Linked DNA regions of Homo sapiens: region 2 is linked to region 1. A link is a contact called in ENCODE Hi-C or POLR2A ChIA-PET data. All regions are on one chromosome and are shown on one strand. Each heading gives the region's core, a stretch centred on a gene start or an enhancer-like site at or near the end of the contact. The rest is flanking DNA. Distances are from core to core; before and after follow the strand shown. Region 1 holds the start of DIRC3 (disrupted in renal carcinoma 3). Region 2 overlaps TNS1 (tensin 1).

Evidence for each region. A loop is a pair of places that touch in the nucleus more often than their neighbours do. ChIA-PET counts read pairs that join two places held with the same protein, here RNA polymerase II (POLR2A). Pooled maps may share reads with other maps.
Region 2: a loop to region 1 is called in a pooled map, with 2.2 times the contacts of the local background. The contact joins the enhancer-like site here to the promoter of DIRC3 in region 1. A Hi-C loop is called at or near these places in 8 of 168 maps with a recorded cell type or tissue (CD14-positive monocyte, IMR-90, breast epithelium and 4 more), 1 of 37 single-sample maps with no recorded cell type and 3 of 50 pooled maps. POLR2A ChIA-PET finds 5 or more read pairs at or near these places in 2 of 52 experiments (MCF 10A and activated CD4-positive, alpha-beta T cell).

Annotation. Positions count from the first base shown.
Region 1 is chr2:217,785,700-217,791,938 of GRCh38, forward strand. DIRC3 (disrupted in renal carcinoma 3) reads right to left here and starts at 4,744. Exons shown (of 13, transcript NR_186301.1): 1 at 4,385-4,744. RefSeq lists an enhancer at 1-41.
Region 2 is chr2:217,835,220-217,841,938 of GRCh38, forward strand. TNS1 (tensin 1) reads right to left here. Exons shown (of 33, transcript NM_001387777.1): 20 at 796-992. Among named protein-coding and RNA genes, the nearest start is that of SNORA115, 4.8 kb to the left of the region's middle. Within about 2 kb of position 2,097, at least 21 of the 41 ENCODE cell types and tissues checked have a DNase peak (open chromatin) inside an H3K27ac peak, as active enhancers do; they include breast epithelium, dorsolateral prefrontal cortex, gastrocnemius medialis and 1 more, where a contact is called at or near this core.

The DNA.
Region 1 (6,239 bases), core at 3,494-5,993:
AGCTCGACCCAGGACCAGAGCGGACATACGAAGGAGGTGGACCCCCTACTCCCCTTTCTAAAGGAAGGAGGGGGCCCTGCACTAGGTGATTGGCCTCATGGGCCACAGCTGGGCATCTGGCTGACTCAAGTTCTAGGCTTCTCCTTCCCCCAACCCGTCCCCTCGAGGTTCTCTCCTATTGAGCTAGGGACATCCCCAGCCTCTCCAGAGCCAGTGAGGTGACCACTCCCTGGTGCTATCCTGGGGGCTCCACCAGCCCTGGGCTGATCAGGAAGGCCCCATGCTGGCCCTCAGCTTCCCACCATCCCCACTTCTAAGTGGTGCTGCTACCTCTCAGGTCCTGCTTCCCTGTGCAGCCTGGATTCCTCCCAATGCAGCCCTTGTCCAGCTTCGTCTGCCTCTTGGGGGACTGTCCTAGACTCTCTGTCACTGGATCTTTGGACCAGCCAATACTATCAGTTGCCTCACCTGCTAAGGGCACAGTGAGACAGCTGGTCACCAGGATGTCACGGGCCCTGAGCCTCTTCTCTCTAAGGCCTGTCCTTGCTACCCCTCCTCTTGTCCCACTCTTCTCTGATCTCAATGACTTCTGCCATTGTGTACAAAATTGGTGGGTTCTTGGTACACTTGAAGCCGCAGACCCTAGCGGTGAGTGTTACACTTCTTAAACATGGTGTGTCCAGAGTTTGTTCCTTCTGATGTTCAGATGTGTCCTGAGTTTCTTCCAACTGGTGGGTTCGTGGTCTCACTGGCTTCAGAAGTGAAGCTGCAGACTTTTGCAGTGAGTGTTACAGTTCTTAAAGGCGGCGCATCTGGAGTTGTTCCTCCCTCCCGATGGGTTCATGGTCTCGCTGGCTTCAGGAGTGAAGCTGCAGACCTTCACAGTGGGTGTTACAGCTTATAAACGCGGTGCGGACTCAAAGAGTGAGCAGCAGCAAGATTTAGTGCAAAGAGCGAAAGAACAAAGCTTCCACAGTGTGGAAGCAGAGAGCGGGTTGCTGCTGCTGGCTAGGGCAGCCTGTTTTTATTCCCTTATCTGACCACCCCTCACCTACATCCTGCTGATTGGCCCATTTTACAGAGAGCTGATTGGTCCATTTTGACAGGGTGCTGATTGGTGCATTTACAATCCCTGAGCTAGACACAGAGTGCTGATTGGTGCATTTACAATCCTCTAGCTAGAAGTAAAAGTTCTCCAAGTCCCCACTAGATTAGCTAGACACAGCACTGATTGGTGCCTTTACAAACCTTGAGCTAGACACAGAGTGCTGATTGGTGTGTTTACAAACCTTGAGCTAGACAGAGTACTGATTGGTGTATTTATAATCCTTTAGCTAGACATAAAAGTTCTCCAAGTCCCCACCAGATAAGCTAGATACAGAGTGCTGATTGGTGCATCCACAAACCCTGAGCAAGGCACAGAGTGCTGATTGGTGCATATACAATCCTCCAGCTAGACATAAAAGTTCTCCAAGTCCCCACCTGACTCAGAAGCCCAGCTGGCTTCCCCTAGTGAATGCCGTGCCTGTGGGCAAAGCTGCCTGCCAGTCCCGTGCCCCACACCTGCACGCCTCAGTCCTTGGGCGGTCGATGGGACCGGGCACCACGGAGCAGGGGGCGGTGCCCGTCGGGGAGGCTTGGGCCCGGTGGGAGCGCAGGGAGGACGGGGGAGGCTCAGGCATGGTGGGCTGCAGGTCCCGAGCCCTGCCCCTCGGGGAGGCAGCTGAGACCCCGCGAGAATTGGAGCACAACACGGGCAGGCCAGCAGTGCTGGGGGACCCAGCGCACCCTCTGCAGCTGCTGGCCCAGGTGCTAAGCCCCCCACTGCCCAGGGCCAGCGGCACTGGCTGGTCGCTCCGAGTGCGGGCCCCCGCCCACCCAGAACTCACGCTGGCTCGCAAGCACAGCGCGCAGCCCTGGTTCCTGCCCGCGCCTCTCTCTCCACACCTCCCCACAAGCAGAGGGAGCCGGCTGCAGCCTTGGCCAGCCCAGAGTGGGGCTCCCACAGTGCAGGGGCAGGCTGAAGGGCTCCTCAAGCGCGGCCAGAGTGGGCGCCGAGGCCAAGGAGGTGCTGAGAGGGAGCGAGGGCTGCTAGCACGTTGTCACCTCTCACCATCTCAAGACCTGGACCCCAGCATGCTCCTACCCCCACACTATCTACACCATTCTGGATAAGCCCAAAGTCTTTGGAAGCAGATAGAGATGGATTTGAATCCTTATGCAGCACTTACTAACAGAGTTGTTACTTACCTTCTCCGAGCCTTGGTTTTCTAATCTGTGAAATGGGAGTGATCACGGCCACCATTTTGAGTTTTTTGTAAGTGACATCCTGTGCATCTCATGCAGGGCCCAACAGTATCATAGACAGCCAGTAAATGTTACTTGCCTCCCACCATGTCACATGAGCACTGTGCTCGGCATTCTATACACAGAATTGTGAATATCCACATAACTTTGTCAGCTAGTTATTACTGGCCCATTTTATAGACGAAGAAACTGAGGCAACAAGAGGTCAAATAATTTGTCCGGGATCACATAAGTGAGAAACTAGCAAAGCTGACACTTGGGCCCATATTGGATGGATGTGAAGGCAAATCCTGCTCTGCCTGGGCACTCTGCCCCCATGTTCTGCCTGCAGGTAAAAGAGAGTGTTTTACTGTCCTTGTTTTCTAATAGGCTTCTCAGTGCTTTGATCCTACCTCTGCAGAAGCACCCACTACCACTCCTTTTAGGGAAAAGAGGACTATTTACTTTTTAATTTTACTTTCAATCAGTCAGATTCAGTTCCACGTTCATAGAGACTTGGGGTAGTTCAGTGAAATCAGAGCCTGGGTGTCCTTGGAGAAAGGTTGATGTTCATGCTCACTCTTTTTGTGGGGGTCATTGACTCTGAAAAAGAGGGAAGTCTAATAACTGAGTCTGGGAAATAAAGATGCCTGCATTTCAGGTTCTCTGACCCAGATCCCGGAGGATGGGGAGCAGCTGTTTCCATCTCCGCAGGTGCTAGAACCTCTAGGAATGTAGTCACTTGGAAGGGGAGAAGCAAGAGTGAGTGGAATAGAACTTCCAGAGGTCAAATCACCCGAAAGGTCCAGTGGAGCTGAACACTGCACCGTCTGCCACAGGAGAGGCGCTCACCTGCCCTGCCAAGCAGCAGGCCGGCTGCAGGGGAATGGACAGGTTGGCCTTGCAGACTCAGCGAGCAAGCACTAGGGCATGGGCTATGCAGGGCTGTGAGAGGGCAGCCCAGAGACACCCAGGTCCCAAAGGCCCAAAGAACGGGACATGGGGGTTTTGAGAGGGGAAGGATCTTGCCTAGGCCCCGTTGTGTCCAGTGCCCCTTCTGCTGAGCCACACCCTGGAGCCCTGGAGCTCTCTGGCTCCTGCCACTGCTGACTGCCTGAGTGGTGGTCATTGAGAAATGATTGAGAAAATCTGGGCCAGGTCCAATCCGCCACGAGGGATGATTGATAATGGGAACAGAGACTGTGGGTCTCCGTCCTCACCGCTGTACTGAAGCTTTTAATAATCAGCCTGTCTCTAAGTACCTGAAGACTCTCGGCTTCCAGCTGTCTATTAATTGTGCCTCTCAGGCCCTTGGACAGTTGATTCAGCCTACTGCCCACTGTGACCGCTTCCAGGAAAGGCAATGAGTGGCTGCGGTTCCCAAGTTGGCCACTAGAGGGAGCCGTAGCCCGTGGCAGCTCTGCCTTAACTGGCGGGGGAGAAGAAAACCAAAGGGTCACAGAATCCCTGCCTGTATGGACATCCCAAAGTCCTCCCTTAGCTCTCCCCAGTCCAAGTTTAGGCCCCTCCTGTTTTCAGAAGTTCTTGAAAAGGGAGGTCCATCCTCCCCTGAGGACCACTGGCAGCAGCTCCTGCCGAAACCCTGCCTACAGGTGCCTCAGCGGGGTGGGGCCTTGGGGGAGGCTGCCTGGGAGACAGAAGGCAGATGAGATGGGAAACGGAGGGACAGAGAGGAGGGAAGGCAGAGGGCAAATGCAGACAGGATGGGCTGGAAGGGAGGAGGCGCTGAAAAGGGAGACGGGGGAGACTGGAAACAGGAGAGAGGAGACCCCAAGGGGGAAACCTCGAACTCAGCCTCCCCCACCTGCCCTTCCTGCCGGTCCCAAATACTCATCCAGAGGAGGGCCCGACTCCCTCCCTCCAGTGTCTGCTGTTGCTCCCGGCCTGCCCTGTTTACCTGGCCAGCCACGGTCTCCCAAACACCAATCCAGGATTTGGGGTTATTAGAGGCTGGGGAGGGTGAGATCCTGGAGCAGGAATCGGAGAAGAGGAAGCGCAGTGAGACGGCTGTAACCCAGCACCAGGCACACACAGAACGCTGACGCTGCCCTGAATTCCACCCAGCTGCGGCTCTCACCTGATCTCCACCTCTCTTATATCTGCTTGGGATAGAGTTCAGCTGTTTTTAGTCATCTGAAGGACTGTCATTCACAGAAGGCTTCTCCTTCCCCGGCTGACACCTGCTGATACTGCAGCAGGAATGATCCAGGTTAGGTATCAGAAGCTCCTTCCAAAAGGCTGCCCCAGGAGGGGGCTTCAGCTTTCTGGGACACATCTCCTTCCTTCCTGGCCTCTGTCCTCGCCATCCTGACGTCTACGCAGGAGAAACCTTGGCCAAAGTGACTAACGGAAGCAAAGAGTAAAGCCCAGGAAAACACGTCGATTGGGGTGGGTGGGGGTCAAGGTCTTCCGAGCTGTCTATACTTGCTGTGTCTCTACTTCCTATTCACTCATCAGTTCACCAACTCTACAAATCTCGTGAGACTTTCATGAGCCTGACGCTGTGCTAAGCCACTTCCTCAGCCTCCTGCCCCCTACTGATGCTGTCGCTCTTTTCCCAAAGAAAAGGACAAGGATGATTTCTTTGTGGCCAAATTCAGTGTCCTTCTTCTGGGGCTCACTAACTTTGATCCTAAGGTGGTGGCTGGACTGTTGACCAGCCATTCTTTCCTTCTAGAAAAGAAGAAAAGCTCCTTTCCCCATCAAAACACCACCCCTTCTAGGTCCTCCTCCTTCCTCTCTGAGACCTCTGTCTTCTTCACAGGACCTTCTCCTCCTCTCCTTCCCTTCTCCTTACACAGCAATGTTCCCCTGCTTCCACCCACGACTCTCCTCTGTCTACAGTACCTCTGTGTCAGGATGACTCACAGCCTGCAAAGGCACAGCAATATTCCTATGTCTCTATTTTCTACATCACACAACCCTCTCTGCAGCACTAGCAAGAAACTTTAGGTTGTATCTAACACTTGGAGCTTAGATAGCACCAAGGCCTGGAGACAGGCCCACCTGGTCATCCAGTCTGTTGTCCTCAGAGATGTCCACCGTCTAGTCTGGGTGGCCCTGTGAGTTAAGCTGCTCTTTCTGCAGTCTCTAGACTCCACACATGGAGCATAGAAAGCTCTGCCCTGCAGCCTCAGGCCTTGTCCTCTGTGCCCGAGATACAGGGGAATGGACAGATTGACCTTGCAGAGGAGTAAGCACGAGGACAGAGGCCATGCAGAGAGGCAGTCACCTCCCTGGAGATAATGTTGAGAACTCCATGCAGCCACCCACCCCAACCCCAGACCCTTTCTCATTCTCTTTCTCCAGTCCAAGGGGGGCATTTGAACTGACCCAACTTGAGTCACGAACTCATCCCTGGACCAGTCTGCAGTATGACTGGAGGAAGTGGTCAAGATATCTCAATACACTGACATGGCCCCTGGTACCCATCCCTACACATCCCCCCCTTCCCATGAAAGAGGGGGACTCAAGCTGTTCAGCTACCCCCTCCCCATATGGTATCTAATATAACTCTTAAATCTTTCCCTCCAGCACATGTTGGAGTATGAATCAGAAATTTCCAGTTGTTCCCAATACCCACTCTCCTCTCCTCCTTTACTAATAACTCCCCAGAAGTATGGCTGTACTCATGGCTGCAAGGTATAAAAATGGCATTTCCCAGCAGCTAGTTGAGGCCATGTGACAGTTCTGGCTATTGTGATCTGAGCAGAAACAATGTATATACTGTAAATGTACCACATCCTTAAAGAGAAGGGCACGCCCTCTCCTTCCTCTTTTCCTGCTTTTCACTGACTAGAATGCAGTTGTAATGGCAGGAGCTGGAGCAACCATAATGGACCACATATTGAGGATGGCAGGGCGATCAAATTGAAGGGCCCTGGGGTCCTGACTAATTTCATAGGGGAGAGCTATAATACAAGTAAGACAAA
Region 2 (6,719 bases), core at 847-3,346, 47 kb after region 1:
CCCCTTCAGATGACCTGAGGTATGAGGACAGTGAGTTAACCAGCCCCCACATCCCCTCGTCAGCCTGGCTCCTCACTGGTGCTCAGGGCAGGAGACAGGTCCTGCCACAGGCAGGAGAGAAAAGATATCCACAAGCCACTTCTATCCAGAATGACTCATTAGCCTGGCTTTTATAGGCCAGTACACTCGCTCCCTCAATGTGGCCCATGGACCACCTACATCTGAATCTTCCAGGGCACACATTTAAAATGCAGATTCCTGGGTCCCATCCAGATCTACTACCCTGAAATCTCTGGAGGTGGATTTGGGAAGCTACAGTTTTAACAAGCTCCCCATTGGTTGTTACTCATGATGAAGTTTGAGACTCACTGCCTCCAACTACTGAAATGTCTTAGAAATGCAAATCTTTTGGAATGAAAATTAAATCTCCTGAGAAAAACCTTATATCTGCAAAGGGCTCAAAAATAATTTTGCCACTCTCCAGGATCTAGTTTGGAGTTTTGAAATTGTGTTCACCTATATCATCCCCAGGATTCTTACCACCTTATTAAGGCACTCTCTCTAGGAATCAAAAAGGAAACTTCAATCTCAATATTAATGCAAGAAGTGGGAACATAGAGCTATTTAATGGGCCCCAGACTCCACATGTCAGAGAAGAGAGTTTGGGTGAGGACGTAGGGGGAGACAAATCACTGAGTATACTGATATCAGTGCCAAGTTGACCATCAGGTTTCTGGAGATTTAAAGTGGGCACCACTACCCTCCATAGCCCCAAGATACAGCTTAAGGACTCACCTCTTTGGGCCGCCCTCCAGGATTGAGAGCGATGGTAAGAGCCAGCTCCGGGGAGACACACTGGACAGGGGAGCGAACCCCAGGGCTACGAGGGGATGTGGCTTCTGGAGACTGGTTCTCATACTGTCCATCACTGGCCGCCCGCCTCCGCAGAGGGGCTGGGGGCTCTGCAGGCTGCTTCTCCCGAGCCTGTACCCCTGGGAGGAAAGCAGGGTGTAGAGGACAATGAGCATTTTTGTGTAAGAAATGATCAATCGGCCTAATCCCATCAGAGAAGGCAGTGCCTCCTAGCTCAGAGGCCATGCTGGGGCTCGCCTGTCATCCCCCATTGTCTTCCCCTCAGCCCTCCTGGGTCCAACTCTGTTCACACCCCAGGTTTTCTCTGCAGGAGAGGGGATCTGCTTAGATTGGCTCAGACTTCACCAGGAATCTCTCCACACAGAGCTGAGACCAAGAACACAAAGGACTGATACAAGAAACAGATGTCAACTACTTCCAACCCCTGGAGGCGGAGGGCCAGAGCTTCCAGACAAGGGAGGGGAGGTGGAGGGAAAAGACAGTCTCCAAGGCAACTGCATCAACCAACCAGCAACATCAAGCCTGTGGGGAAGAACTCTTGGAAAGGGCTAAATTGCATCATCTTGCAAATGGTGCTCCCAAGGAGAAACAAAGACATGACTAAGCCTTGTTACGAAGTCCCCAGCCCCAGTTGGCCTCTGGGATATTTTTGGCTTTCTCTGGGGTTCCCCAACTTCATCCGGTGTACCGCTGAACCTCTTACCAACTCCCCTTATACTGGCCTCTTAGCTCCCCGCCCCCTTTTCCCTGCCCCAAAGATAGCGGCGGATCCCACCATGTCCCTCCCAGCTGAAGAGCAGACAGAGAGAAGTCGTGTGCTCCATCTGCTTTTCTGTACTTCCCATCCCAATCCCATTCCACAGGCCTGGGGATGCTGTTAATCTCACCCTCCTTCCTTCCCACTCCCTCTTCCCACAGCTGGGCTGAGGCACGGAATCCATTGCCTCATTGAGCTGGCTCCCAGAATCCTAGAAAACTCACTTCCTGGGTCCCAGAGGCCAAGACCCAGCCTGAAGCGTGGGCTTCTGGTCTTGACTCTCTTCTGGGAAGAGATTCCCCGCCCTGCTTTCACCACCACTAGGACTTAACAAAGGCCTCAGGTCACATGGGTCAGCGTGTGTGCACACACACTGCACACACACTGCCAGCCCCTAGGAATGTGCCAGTACAGCCAAGCAGAAATCACCCTCATTCAGACAGAAACATCTTCTGCCATCCACAGTGAGGACTGCATGTCCCCAGCCACGCCCCCCAGCACCCCCAGTCTGGCACAGCCACAAAGGCTGCCATAAACAGCGCCACCTGGGAAGCCTTCCTACTTGTCATGAACAGCAGGCTGCCGGCTGCCAAGCCTACGGGCAGACACACACTTACACTCACATAGGCACAGCCACTCTGAGACACGCCCTCATACTCTCCCATAATCAGGGGCTCCCATAATCGGGGGTGGGGGGCGCATCAGGAGAGCAGCAGGACTGGCATTTGCACATTAAATGCAGAAGGTACCGAGTGGTGCCCTGAGTCTCCGCTTTGGGCTTTTTATTAATCAGGGGCAGCCCTGCTGCCATCTCAGCTAAGAAAATAGCGCCCAGGATGGGGACAGTAAACTAGACTCTGACCTCACTCTGCCACTTACAAACTGTTCCACTTAAAGCAAACAAGCCCCACACCTTGAAGAGCCCTTATTCGCAGAACAGAAAAATAGGAGTCCCATTAGACCCAGCCAGGGGCTGCCAGGAGCATCTACCTGAAGGAAAGAAGGGCGTGGTTTTGGGAAGGGTGGGCAGCTTGCTGCAACCCTGCAGCAACCCCAGGCTCCCAGGCCTTAGCTCCCCGGAGCCCCCATCCCACTCAGGTCTCCTGGGCAGCTTGGACCAACACTGCCACTGATTTCATTCCTGGCAAAAACATTAGAGAGAAACAGACATAGCCATTGATTTTCTAACAATAATTGTGACAGAAGAAGCCCATTTGGGAGACGCTCTTGGGGTTTGGAACTCAGTTCAGCCCCAAGGTTAAAATAAATGCATTAGGGCTGGTCTCAGTTCCGGGCTCCTCTGCCCCCAGCAGCTCTTTCTGGCAGATCCCTCTGCCTTTTCAAGGGGTGGCCAGTTTCCCTGCTTGGGGATCTGACGTTTGCCATTAAAAAATAGATCTGTTTGCATTTGAGGCACCGAATCTCCTGGACAAACAAAGAACATTCTGCCCAACCTTCCCAAAGCTTTCTCCATGTTCAGGGGCCACAGATGCCTGCAGCAGCTTGGGGTGCAGGGGGCACCTGACATCCGTAGAGAATGTGAGATCCTGGCATGAGGCAGTCAGCCATCTGAGGGTGAGCTGCACCTTCCCAATCCTCTCTCCATCACCACCAGAATGGCACGTGGGAGCATGTTCTGACCAGAGGCAGGGAAATGGAGGGAATGACCTCCAAAGAGCTAAGGAGCTGCAGGGCAGTGCCTCCCTCTGCGGAAGGGTAAGACCCTGCATTCCACTCCCACGGGGCCAGCCCCTCCCCTGCAGAGCACCAATGGCCCCATGGCACCAATGGCCAGTCAGGGCCACTCACATTCTTTGAACACAGTGTCCCACTGTTGTCCCCCTTGGCAAGCCCAGATCCGCCTGGAGTGCCTGGAGAGACATGTTCCCTCTCTCTTGTCTTGCTCTATGGGAGGGGAGACTGGCGTGGCAGAGGGGAGAGAAGAGAGCCCCATTGTTCCTTAGCCAAGCTAGGGTGTCTGGACACAAGCTGACAACCAGTGTCATGGAGAGAACACCCTCTCTCACGTCCCAGAGTCTGACTGATAATAAAAATAGGCCTGCTCTCCCCACCTCCCTCCCTCCCGCCACCACCCTCCACCCCAGGACTTTCTCAGTCTTTGGCCCCATTCTCTCTCTCAGGGCCTCTGTCTCCTACACCCACCTAGGCAGAGGCAGGTGCCTTGCACAGACACACATGTGCATGCTTGCATGTACATACACACACACACACACACAGCCTAACAGAAATGGCAGCAGGACACTGGGATGATGGGGGTACATAGTGGGGCCACTGGGTCACCCTCAGAACCTCTAGGGCCAGCCCCTACCCCAGCAGGAGGCCGTGTGGCCAGAGGAAGAAAGGAAGAGAAGCTCCCAGGAGGCTGAGAAGGCTGGGGTACCCTTATGACAACAAAGTATCTTTAGGACCCTAACACCCTATGTTCAAGGAGCCCTGGGCGTTCTCTAAGGGCTGCTTCATACACGGGCATCAGGCCTTCCCCACAGCCCTGCCAGGATGAGCAGTTATCCCAGCCCCAGGGTTCCACACAGGCCCCCAGACCTGAGGAGCAGGGCACCAGAGCAGCCCCCTTCCCAGGGAGGCGTCACTCTTCTGCCAGGACAGTGCTGTGCTGGACAACAGCTCACTCCAAGGCTCCCCTAGCATGAGCCAGACTGGAGGCAATTAATCCCCTTCATCTGACACACACACGCACACACACTCACACGCACACTCGCACACCCTGCAATTCTGGGAGCTGTAGCCCTGACACAGACCGATACATGTACTTTGGCAAAGCACTGCTGCCCACCACCCCTGGATCACGTGACGAGTACCCTGGTGTCAGGCTTCATGATGTGCCTCCTCTGCACCCCCCAGACTGGCCACTGCCACCCTCACAGACCCAGCTCTTCTTTCCAGTCTTCCGATTTCCAAAAGACTGGATTCCTCAGGTCCAGGTAGCAGGGCTGGGTGTCCGACAGCATGCCTGGGGCTCCAGAAGCGAGGGGATCCGGGAGGCCACCTGCTGGGCCAGGGTGCCAGAAAGCCACACGGCGATCACACTAGCAGCCCTAGGGCAAGCCATGCCAGCTCCCCTTGAGGCAGGCCCACCATCCCAGAACCTGCCCCTACCCAGGCCCAGCTGAACACTACACTCCCCACCACTGGGCTGAGAGAAGGGCAGAGGAAGAAGAAAGGAGGGAGGGGCGGTTGAAGGGAGCAGTCTGCTAGAGCCATCTCCTGATCATCCCTGGACTGGGAGAAGAAGGGACCATGGAGGCACCAGATAACTGACATTGGGAATCAACAGTTCCCATTTCCCCTAGGCCTTTTCCTGGAGCTGCTCAGGGGCATGGTGTAGGGCAGGCCTGAGCATGGCATCTTCCCTGACCCAGCCTCCAGTGTCAGAGGAGCAGGGGAAGGAAGAGGTGATTCCCTGGCCAGGGCTCAACGCCTAAGGGCCTGCGTGTCCCAGAGGCCAGGGGTAGATGTTAGTGGACGGCATCATTCTCAAATGAATTACTGTGACCCCAGTGAAGCATCCACAAGGTCCAGGGCATGTCAAACCACCGTGCAAAATACACAACAGGACAGGACTATCATCTGTCCACTTCTCAGACTGGGAAATTGAGCTCTAAACAGTTAAGAAACTTGCCCAAGGTCACAGAGGTGGTCTCAGGCAGGGCCAGGACCCCAACCCAGGGCTTCTGACTCTTGGCCATGGGATCAGAGATTAGGAGTGGGACCAGAGGGGGTACGCTGTCCCCAGGGTGTGCCATGCTCTAGAGTGGACAGAGCAGCAGGGGCTGGGGCACCACTCTGTGTTGTGTCTGGTGGCCCCATGCAAAGCTCAGCCTGGCTCCTGCCGAGACCTAGCCCTGCAGCCCAGGCAGTCTGGCCAGGGTGGCCGGAGTGCTGGACTGTCCAGAGCCCTCCTGAGCACCCTCATTGCAAAGGCCTGCATCTCCTCAGGGGACCCTGAATGTTAGTCTAGTTATTCCAGGCATTGTTCCCAGCAGGCAAGGCCAAGGCTAGCATGAGGCCCATGTTCATGCAGAAGTGAGCTCTGGCTCATGCAGACAGGAGGGAGAGAGGGCTGGAGAGAGGAGGGATGGAGAAGTAAGTGAGGAGACAGAAGAGAGGATAGTGAGAAATGGGGAAGGAGAAGGAGAAACAGATGGAAACCAGAGAACAACAGAAGAGGGAGAGGAAAAGACAGAGGAGAGAAGGAAGAAGGTGGGAAAGATTTGGAAGGAATAGCACATGAAGAAGGAGTGAAAAGAAACTGATGCTCAAAAGTGGGCCAAAGAGCTGGAAAGGGAGAAGGGGGAAGGAGAGCCACCCACCAGAGAGGGAGGAAGATTGGAGCCGGTGGAGAGGAGGGGGCGGGAAGCTGCCACTGTGTCCGATGCCCTGCAGCCTGGCGTTGTACGCTGCCCACCCCCCACCCCAGGGGAGCCAGCAGGGAGTGGGAGGCAGGAAGGAAGGGAGGATATGGGGCAAGGCAGGCACCCCACCAACAGCACAGGGAACAGATGGACATGGGAAACACAGAGAGTGCAGGGGACGGGGCATTAAACAGGACAAAACACAACAAAAACAAAGAGAAAATCAAGATTAGTTGGTGTTCTGACTCTGGTATCTGGGCACACACTGGAGGGAGGTGGGGAAGGTATCAGACAGGAAGAGAGGGGGATCCAAGGTCCTGCTTCTCCAAGAGGCAGATGGACCTCCTGCTGGCCAGCACCACAGCGTTTCCCTCTCTTCTAACCCCAGGGTGGAAGCAGAGGTGCCATCGTGGGACCAGGAGAATTCACGCATCCCTCACCTGCTCCCATAGGCAGCAGGCCTGTCCCTGGACCACCCATCTTTTCCTGGGCACCTGCCTCTCCCTGGACCCAGGTAACACACCCAGCCTGAGCCCAAGGGTCACCCTCTCTCACACCCTGGCTCCTTACCACAGCCATCTGAGTGATCCTCTTTCCTGGGGAACCCCTTGTGCTTTTCTGCTCTGGCCCCCAGCTTCTGGTCATCACCAGAAAAGTCCTTAAGATGAACCTTCTCAGATGCACTAGAAGGACCTGCT